Linked DNA regions of Homo sapiens: region 1 is linked to region 2. The links are chromatin contacts, found by Hi-C or POLR2A ChIA-PET in ENCODE. All regions are on one chromosome and are shown on one strand. Each heading gives the region's core, a stretch centred on a gene start or an enhancer-like site at or near the end of the contact. The rest is flanking DNA. Distances are from core to core; before and after follow the strand shown.

Region 1 (5,016 bases), core at 54-2,553, 46 kb before region 2:
TGGTAATGAAAAATGCAAGGAAGATAATATGAAGCTGGGCCTCATGGGAATCAAGAGCAATGGAAGGGTCAGGTGGCTGTTTTATACAGCAGTTAGAGAAAGCTTCTTTGAGAAAGTGACATTTGAGGAAAGACGTAGAAGCGGGGAGAAAGCGTTCCAGGCAGAGGGAACCACAGGTGCAAAGCCTGTATGTTTGAGATGTATTGCTTGGTCTGTTCAAAGAACAGCAGTATGGCCAGTTTGGCTGGAATGGAATGAGTGAGGGGAAGATGTTAAGAAACGAGGTAGGAGAAATAGCTAGGGCCCAAATCATGTAGATGTTGTAAGATGAAAGGTTCTTGTATCGGCTCGAACCCTGAGAGTGCATCAGCAGACAACATGGCAGTGTGGAGCAACACACTGTTTTAATGAGCGCCTGGGTGCAGGTGGGCTGATGCCTAAAATGGCGTTAGCACCAAATGAGGATGGGGCAGGGGTTTTATAGTCTCCTGTAAACAGGAAGTGTCTCAGTCTGATGTAACTGCTACATAGTACCTGGACGGCCTGCCCCTCAATCTTCAAGGGGGTATGTGTCTTTCGGCCAGCTCTCTTCCTGCTTCTGCTGTCTTGCTGACCCACGCTGCTGGCCCAAGCTTGGGACTGGGCCTGAGAAGGGAGGAGTTATTCATCTCTTCAAGCTTTCAGGCCTCAGGGAGAATCTTTCAGTAAGCCATGGTACATACTTCGGCTTTTTGTCTGAATTTATTTGGAAGTCACTGGAAGGTAAGATAGGGTGTGATCTGATTTACAGTTTTTTAACATTTGGAATAATCCCGAACTTTCAGAATCATTACTAATATTTTAATAAAAGTAAGTTGCCAAATTGATGCCCCATCACTCCTGAATACTTTAGTGTGTACGTCTTGCAAACAAGAACATTGTCCTACATAACCACAATATGACCATAAATATCAGGAAAGTAACAAAGATACACTATGAAAGGGAGGCAAAATTTTACCCTTATCCTCTTAGGGCTTTTTGGTTGGGCTTGAGAATTAAAGACATGTTAACAGGAGAAAAGCATACAAATTTATTTAATATAAGAGTTCCGTGATGTGGAGCCCTCATAAGGGATGAAGACCCAAAGATGCAGTTCATGTTGAACACTTAGATACTGAATTGGACAAGGAGTAGAACACTGAAAATGAGAAGACAAAGGGACTTGGGCTTGAGTAGGTTAATTGGGTGGAGAAGTGACTAAGAAGATAAAAGTTAATTTAACAACGTTTGTGCAGATTTCCCTTGACCTCAATTTCCTGTCCTTGATGTAGAATGATAGTTTCCTTCTGGTATAGGGAGGATATCTTTGATGTGGGAATTTTTTCTCCTGCTTTCAGAAAGAAAAAGGCCATATTATTCTTGTGCCTGCTGTTTTTCTTTACCTTTTTTTTTTTTTTTTTTTTTTTTTGAGACAATGTCCTGCCCTGTCACCCAGGCTGGAGTGCAGTGGTACAGTCTGCAGCCTCGACCTCCTGGGCTCAAATGATCCTCCTATCTCAGCCTCCCAAGTAGGTGGGATTACAGGCATGTGCCACTACACCTGGCGAATTTTTGTATTTTAAGTAGAGACGGGGTTTCATCATGTTGGCCAGGCTGGTCTTGAACTCCTGGCCTCAAGTGATCTGCCTACCTTGGCCTCCCAAAGTGCTGAGATTACAGGCATGAGCCACCACACCCAGCCGTGCCTGCTGTTGTTCAAGTGCCTTTAACTCAGCATAGTCCATATGCCAGAGCTGCATATTTTGGAGCAGCGTGTTCTGAACTTCAGCCACTCAGGTTTCGTCAGTTGTCCCAACAGTGTCCTTTATAGAGAGATCCAATCACACATTTCATATGGATCTCAAGTTCTTTAGTCTCCTTCACACTTGATTGGTTCCTCAACTTTTCTGTGATTTTCATGACCTTGACGCTTTTGAAAATTACTTGACAGTTATATTGTTGAAGGTCCCTCAGTGAGTTTGTTGAATGTTTCCTCATGACTAGGTTCAGGCTATGCTTCTGTGACATTCCTGTCACTGAAGCCATGTTTTTCTTGTTGCACTCTATTAAGTAGCAGCTGATTTGTTTTTGTCCTATTATTAATGAAAACCTCTATCACGTGATTAAGGGGTCTGCCGGTTTTCTCCATTCTAAAGTTACTAATTTTCCCTTTGAAATTAATTAGCATTTTGTGGGGAGACACTTTGAGGTTATGTAAGTATCCCCTTACTCATCAAAGCTTTAATTCATTATTTGTATCTGTATCAACTCCTATTTTAATCAATGGGTTATAATCCATTGCTTTAAATGGTTCTTTTATTGTTCAAATTGGGCTCAATTTGACTAGTTGGAACCCATTCAAGCTGCATTTGGAGTTCTTTGGAGGTTTTTAGAGGGGAGGGGTTCTCAGTTTTTAAAAATATTTTATTTGAGATAGGGTCTCACTCTGTCGCCCAGGCTGAGTGCACTGGTGCTTTCACAGCTCACTCCAGCCTCAACCTCCTGGGCTTAAGCCATCCTCCTGCCTCAGCCTCCCAAGTAGCTGGGACTACAGGGGTGCATCACCACAACCTGCTGGTTTTTTTTTAGGAGATAGGGGTCTCACAGTGTTGCCCAGGCTAAAATTTTATTTTTAATTGACAAATAATAATTGTATATATTTGTGGGGTACAATATGATGTTTTGATACATGTTTACATTGTGGAATGATTAAATCAAGCCAATTAGTAAATCAATTACCTCACATACTTATCATTTTTTTGTGGTAAAAACACTTAAAATTATTTTAGCAATTTCCAAATATACAGTGAATTATTATTTATTACAGTCACCATTCTGTGCAGTAGAGCACTAAAGCTTAGTCCTCCTAACTGAAATTTTGTACTCTTTTATCAACATCTCCTCTTTCTTATACTCTCCACTCCTCCTGCCCGTGGTAACCACCATTCTACTCTGCTTGTTTTTCTTTTTTTTTCTTTTGAAGACAGGGTCTTGTTCTGTCTCCCAGGCTGGAGTTCAGTGGCACATTAATAGCCCACTACAGCTTCAATATGCTGTGCTCAAGCGATCTTCCCAACTCAGCCTCCTGAGTAGCTGAGACTAGCTTATTTATTTATTTATTTATTTATTTATTTAGAGACAGAGTTATGCTCTTGTCGCCCAGACTGGGATGCAGTGACGTGATCCCAGCTCACCGCAACCTCTGCCTCCCGGGTTCAAGCGATTCTCCTGCCTCAGCCTCCTGAGTAGCTAGGATTACAGGTGCACACCACCATGCCCAGCTAACTTTTGTATTTTTAGTAGAGACGGGGTTTCACCATATTGGCCAGGCTGGTCTCAAATTCCTGACCTCAGGTGATCTGTCCACCTCGGCCTCCCAGAGTGCTGGGATTACAGGTGTGAGCCACTGTGCCTGGCCTATTTTTATTTTTAGTAGAAGTGAGCTCTTGCTATGTTGCACAGTCTGATCTGGTTTCCCTGATGATTAGTGACAATGAGCATTTTTTTCATATAGCTGTTGACCATTTGTATGTCTTCTGAGAAATGTCTGGGTACTTTGTCCCTGCCAACCGCTTTTTTTTTTTTTTTTTTTTTGAGATGGAGTCTTGTTCTGTCTCCCAGGCTGGAGTGCAGTGGCGTGATCTCAGCTCACTGCAAGCTCCACCTCCCAGGTTCACGTCATTCTCCTGCCTCAGCCTCCTGAGTAGCTGGGACTACAGGCGCTGACCACCATGCCCAGCTAAATTTTTTGTATTTTTTTAGTAGAGACGAGGTTTCACCATGTTAGCCAGGATTGTGTTGATCTCCTGACCTCGTGATCCACCCACCTCGGCCTCCCAACGTGCTGGGATTACAGGCGTGAGCCACTGCGCCCGGCCTACCAACCACTTTTTTTAAAGATAGGGTCTCGCTATGTTGCCCAGGCAAAAGTACAGTGGTGTGACCATGGCTTACTGCAGCCCTGACCTCCTGGGCTCAAGCAATCCTTCCACCTCAGCCTCCTAAGTAGCTGGAACTGCAGCCATGTGCCACCATGCCCGACTAATTTAAAAATTTTTTTTATAAAAACACAGTCTCCCTATGTTACCCAGGCAGGTCTGTAACTCCTGGCCTCAAATAATCCTCCCACCTTGGCCTATCAAAATGCTGGGATTACAGGCATGAGCCATCATGCCCAGCCACTTTGCTTTTATTTTATTTTATTTTATCTTATTTTATGTTATGTTATGTTAATTTTAATTTTTGAGATAGAGTCTCGCTCTGTTGCCAGGCTGGAGTGCAGTGGTGCGATCTTGACTCACTGCAACCTCTGCTTCCCAGGTTCAAGCAATTCTCCTGCCTCAGCCGCCCGAGTAGCTGGGATTACAGGCGTGCGCTGCCACGCCCAGCTAATTTTTGTATTTTTAATAGAGATGGGGTTTCACCATGTTGGCCAGGATGGTGAGTTTTTTTAATTCCATATATATATATTATATATATATGGGTTTTTTGTTGTTTTTTTTTTTTGGCTATTAGCATTAGAGGGGGTCATTTTGAAAAGTCTTCATCATTCTTGGAGCACCTTCTTACTTTCTGACATGAGGTGTTCCAGGTTCATCTTAGAGTTTCTCTGTTCCAGCCTTGGAGACAGCCATTTCTCTGAGGAGCCCTGTGTTTGTTTGCTTTTTTTTGTTGCTTTTTTGTTTCTTTGGAGACGGAGTTTCACTCTTACTGCCCAGGCTGGAGTGCAATGGCGCAATCTCAGCTCAACCGCAACCTCCGCCTCTGGGTTCAAGCGATTCTCCTGCGTCAGCTGGTCTTGAACTCCCAACCTCAGGTGATTCACCCACCTTGGCCTCCCAAAGTGCTGGGATTACAGGCATGAGCCACCACACCCGGCCGTTTGCTTGTTTTTTAGTGGAGAGTGGTATTAGAAACTAAGATATGAATGTCAGATGTGCTCATCATTATTGGAATGTCAGTGCTTCCAGGCCTTCTCAGTGGACAAGCTAGGAAACA
Region 2 (5,264 bases), core at 2,489-4,988:
AGCCCTGGCCTCTCCCTTGAGACCCAAACTTGCCCAACTGATGTCTTAATCCCTACTACTACCTAAGACCCTATAGGCATCTCAGACTCAACATCTTAAATCTCCTTCATCCCAAATCTTCCCCATCTCAATAAATGGCCCCATATACTCCCAGGTAGTTGTTTATACCTCAGTGTCAAGATTTATCTTTAATTCCTCCCTTTCACTCCTTTCCCATGTACAAATCCACCTCTGACTCTTCCTGGTCCTACAACCAAAATACATCTTTTTTTTTGAGACCGAGTCTCACTCTATCACCCAAGCTAGAGTGCAGCGCCACAATCTCGGCTCACTGCAACCTCCATCTCCTGGGTTCAAGCGATTCTCCTGCCTCAGCCTCCCGAGTAGCTGGGATTACAGGTGCACACCACCACACCCTGCTAATTTTTGTATTTTTAGTAGAAACGGGATTTCACCATGTTGGCCAGGCTGGCCTTGAACTCCTGACCTCAAGTGATCAGCTTGCCTCAGCCTCCCAAAGTGCTGGGATTACACGCGTGAGCCACCGCACCCGGCGCACCAAAAACATCTTTAATCCATTCATTTCTCCCCATCTCCAGTACCATCACCTTAGGCTGGGCCCCAGTTGTCTATTCTCTAGACAATTGCAATGGTCTCCTAACTGGTCTCCACGTATGCCCTTATCTACCTATTTTTGTACCCAACAACCTTAATTATCTTATTAGAATTTTAACCAGATATATAATTCAATGTAAAACCCAAATTATTTCTTTTTTTTTTCCTTTAATTTTTTTTGAGGTAGGTTCTCACTCTGTCACTCAGGCTGGAGTACAGTGGTGCAATCATGGCTCACTGCAGCCTTGACCTCTGGGCTCAAGCAATCCTCCCGCCTCAGCCTCCCAAAGTGCTGGAATTACAGGTATGAGCCCTGGTACCTGGCCCCAAACTTCTTACTGTGTCTTAGAAGGCCTTCTGGCCGGGCGCGGTGGCTCACGCCTGTAATCCCAGCACTTTGGGAGCCTGAGGCGGGTGGATCATGAGGTCAGGAGATCGAGACCATCCTGGCTAACAAGGTGAAAGCCCGTCTCTACTAAAAATACAAAAAATTAGCCGGGCGCGGCGGCGGGCGCCTGTAGTCCCAGCTACTCGGGAGGCTGAGGCAGGAGAATGGCGTGAACCCGGGAAGCGGAGCTTGCAGTGAGCCGAGATTGCGCCACAGCAGTCCGCAGTCCGGCCTGGGCGACAGAGCGAGACTCCGTCTCAAAAAAAAAAAAAAAAAAAAAAAAAAGAAGAAGGCCTTCTATGATCTGTTTCCTACCCACCTCTTTAATCTCACCATTCAAACCACTGGCCTTCCTTCTGTTTCTTCAACACGCCCACCCCTTTCCTGCCTTGTGGTCTTTGCACTTCCTGTTACCTCTGTCTAGAATCCTCTGCCTGTATTCTTTGCATAGCAATCCCTTTCTGATCTTTCAGGATTCAGTTCACAGGTCATCTTCCCATGGATGCTTTTCTGGTCTCACCTGTCTAAGGAGACCTCCACCCTTATTACTCTGTATCATCTTGTCACATTGTTTATTTCCATCAGAGCACTTATCAGAATATGGAAGTGCTTATTTATTTATTTGTTTATATTTTGTTTCTTTCTCTTGTCTGTAAGCATCACTCACTCGTCCCACTGCACAGTTCTGGAGACTATTTACAAAGCTTGTTACAGGACATGATACTCCAGGGAGATTTCTAAATACCCACCATCCAGTAGGTACCTCCAGTGCTCCCAGTAATGAGGTACTTCTTTAAATTCTTCTTCTTATTATTATTCTTTTTTTTTTGAGATGGAGTCTCGCTCTGTCACCAGGCTGGAGTGCAGTGGCACAATCTCTGCTCACTGCAACCTTTGCCTCCCAGGTTCAAGCGATTCTATTGCCTCAGCCTCCTAAGTAGCTGGGACTACAGGCGTGCGCCACCACACCCAACTAATTTTTGTATTTTTAGTAGAGCCAAGGTTTCACCATATTGGCCAGGATGGTCTCTATCTCTTGACCTCGTGATCTGCCTGCCTTGGCCTCCCAAAGTGCTGGGATTACAGGCATGAGCCACCACGCCTGGCCTACTTCTTTAAATTCTGTCACTTGACCAGCCTGGCCAACATGGTGAAATCCCGTCTCTACTAAAAATACAAAAATTAGCTGGCCTTAGTGGCAGGCACCCATAATCCCAGCTACTTGGGAGGCTGAGGCAGGAGAATTGCTTGAACCTGGGGGGTGGAGGTTGCAGTGAGCCGAGATCGCACCTCTTCACTCCAGCCTGGGTGACAGAGCAAAACTCAAAAAAAAAAAAAAAATCCTATCACTTCATCTTCCCATACGGAGCTTCTATTGCCATGATACCAGCAAGGAACTGTCTCAGAGAGGGTTAGATGACTTGCACAAGGCCACATAGCCACTAAGAAGTGATGGGGGCAGGATGTGGGCCCACATCTGCCTGGTTCTGAAGGCCTCTCTCTTTCTACCATGTTGCACAACTCAAGACGAGGTGGAAGAAACACCAAAAAAACCCACAATTTACAGTGCTGCCTCTTTTCTTCTTTGACTTGACCAACTTTAAACATCAACTCTCTAACACTTGTGGACAAACATTCACTAGCTACCATCCTTTCATTTGGGAAACCACTCTCTCCTGTGCCATCGGAATCCTGCTCTGCCATAAGGTGCCGGGGGCACCAACACCACCCCTCCCTCTTCCCACCTTGAGAGTGTGCATGCGACCTGGGCTGGCCGGATTATTTCTTCTGCAGTTCTCCACAATGGGTCCAGGAACGGGCAAGTGATCTGAATCGGGCCAGTCAGCCTCCTCCTTGAAACTTTGGTGGTACTCTGGGGACAGTCATTGCTCTGGGGTCATCATTCATTAGCACCGCAGTAGTCAGGAGCTGCAAGTGGCCACCTTAGTCATGTAGAATCTTATGGAAAATGAAGCCAAATAGAAGACAGCTATAAGGGATGGATGAAGAGAGAGACTAAAACAGACGCCAAATAGCATAATTTCAGCAGTGGAACCCAGTGACCCAGCCATTTATTTATTGGGTTGTTTGCTTAACATCTATCTCCTCACTAAGCTAGCTCCACAAGGGTAAGAATGATGTCTTCTGTGTTCACCACTGTCCCCACAGTGCCTCAGGCAGTGGCTGTCATGAAGTAGGTGCTCCCTACAGATATGGATGAGAGTATGGTTTCTACCAGCAGTGTCTGAGCTCACAGCATAATGATAATATTCCAGAGAAATCATCTCGGTCTCCAGCTTTTGGAATGAGCTGGCTGGGTACATGGGGCTTGATTAAAATTGGAGGAGACATAGTTAATCTTAGAGTCAACCTTATGACATAAGCCAAGTCCTTTTACAAAAACTAGGTTTCAATGGGTATGCATTGAAACTGGGCGGGGATAATGTGTTCTGGCTCTGTTCTTTAAAAGTGTGTATGATGTCTGAGGCCCTGTCATTTAATTTGATTCTAATATGTCTTTAAACATCCTGTCAGATTATAACCTGATTTATCACTCACTCAAGAGGCTAAAAATAGGAGGTGATACAAGAGGTTAACATCACTTAGCAGTGAGTGTTTTCTCAAAGGGACAGACATAGATCAGAGGAAGCACGTCATTCATTCCTATCCACAGGCTGGGCACGCCTGGTGCTTGGCAATTGTTTCAGAATGAAATGACTCTTGAGCTGAACGTGTCATCATTTGGGAGGGGCAGTCTGAGAGGGTTGCAGAAGATGCGATGACTGAAAATCTTCCTCCAGCCAGCCCCTGCTCAGCAGTCCCCAGGAGCCCGCAATGGTCCCCGATTGCTGGCTGCTCTTGGCTGGTTTCCAGGACAGCCGTTTACACAGTGGAATGAACCATGGGAATGGAAGAAAATTTGAAATTTCTTTTTTTTTTTTTTTTGGGAAAAACAGCTGATCTTGCATTGTGTTCCAGCTTCCCTCTTGGTAAAATAGAAATTGTTTACATTTCCCCCTTGGAGGCTGCTAAGCCCTTAGAGAGCCTCAGAGGAGGGGCAGTGTGAAAATAAAGGCTACAAATTCTTACAGTGCTGGCTAAAAAGAAGGCACTGACCTCTGACATCTCAAATTCAGGGAGCAGAATAAATGAAACAGCAACATGCTCACTCCAGGGTAGGCAGAGCACAGGACTGGAATTAGGGATGGAAGAAGGACATGAACATCTATGGAACATGTAACTGTGTGCTGGACACGGCATTAAGTATTACCTGCTGTTGTAGGCAGTGGGCTGCCCTAACAGGGTATCACAGGCTGGGTGGCTTATAAACAGCAGAAATTTATTTCTCAAAGTTCTGGAGACTGGAAGTCCAAGATCAGGGTGCCAGCATGGTTGGCTTCTGATGCAGGCTTTCTTCTTTTTTTGTGTGTGTTTTTTGAGATGGAGTTTCACTCTGTCGCACAGGCTGGCGTACAGTGCCGCAATCTCGGCTCGCTGCAACCTCTGCCTCCCAGGTTCAAGCGATTCTCCTGCCTCAGACTCCCACGTAGCTGGGACTATAGGCATGCGCCACCAGCTAATTTTGTATCTTTAGTAGAGACGGGTTTCAGCATGTTGGCCAGGCCGGTCTCGAACTCCTGACCTCAACTGATCCACTTGCCTTGGCCTCCCGAAGTTTTGGGATTACAGGCATGAGCCACCATCCCTGGCCTGATGGCAGGCTCTCTTATGAGTTGCAGACTGCCAACTTCTTGTATCCTTAGACGGCAGAATGGGGGCTAGAGCTTTCTGGGGCCTCTTTTATAAGGCACCAACCCCATTCATGAGGGCTCTGCTCTCATGACTTAATCACCTCCCAAAGGGCCCTACCTCCTAATACCATCACATTGGGGTTTAAATTTCAACATATGAATTCTGGGTGGGGTGGGGTGGGTGTCACAAATATCCAATCCATAGCACCTACTTACCTAATAGGAATTACCATGGTATATGGTGTTACCTTAAGTTGATATTAACCCATTCTATGAATGAATAAGCTGATTCTCAGGGAATTTAAGTAATTCCTAAGCCAGTAAGTGGAAGAAGCAGGATTCATCCTGAAGACTGGCTCCAAAGTCCCAATGTCTTTCCTCTCATTGTCATATCATTGCTACCTATACACATCAATAAGGCCTAAAAATGAGAATGAGCTTGCCTGAGTGTAACTGTGGCTCCAGGGCCCCTGCTTTAGCTAGGGAAGGGCATTTGATGAGAGGCTCTC

The links. Hi-C counts contacts between places; a loop is a spot of excess contacts on that map. ChIA-PET counts read pairs that join two places held with the same protein, here RNA polymerase II (POLR2A). Pooled maps may share reads with other maps.
Region 1: a map of naive thymus-derived CD4-positive, alpha-beta T cell shows a loop between it and region 2 (2.3-fold over the local background). The contact joins two enhancer-like sites. A Hi-C loop is called at or near these places in 3 of 168 maps with a recorded cell type or tissue (K562, endothelial cell of hepatic sinusoid and naive thymus-derived CD4-positive, alpha-beta T cell) and 5 of 50 pooled maps. POLR2A ChIA-PET finds 5 or more read pairs at or near these places in 9 of 52 experiments (AG04449, AG04450, GM12878 and 6 more).

The regions. Positions count from the first base shown.
Region 1 is chr12:94,984,223-94,989,238 of GRCh38, reverse strand. All of the region lies in intron 3 of NDUFA12 (NADH:ubiquinone oxidoreductase subunit A12), which reads left to right. Among named protein-coding and RNA genes, the nearest start is that of NDUFA12, 17 kb to the left of the region's middle. Within about 2 kb of position 1,303, at least 2 of the 41 ENCODE cell types and tissues checked have a DNase peak (open chromatin) inside an H3K27ac peak, as active enhancers do.
Region 2 is chr12:94,940,090-94,945,353 of GRCh38, reverse strand. No RefSeq gene overlaps it. Among named protein-coding and RNA genes, the nearest start is that of NDUFA12, 61 kb to the left of the region's middle. RefSeq lists a silencer at 3,750-3,799. Within about 2 kb of position 3,738, at least 4 of the 41 ENCODE cell types and tissues checked have a DNase peak (open chromatin) inside an H3K27ac peak, as active enhancers do.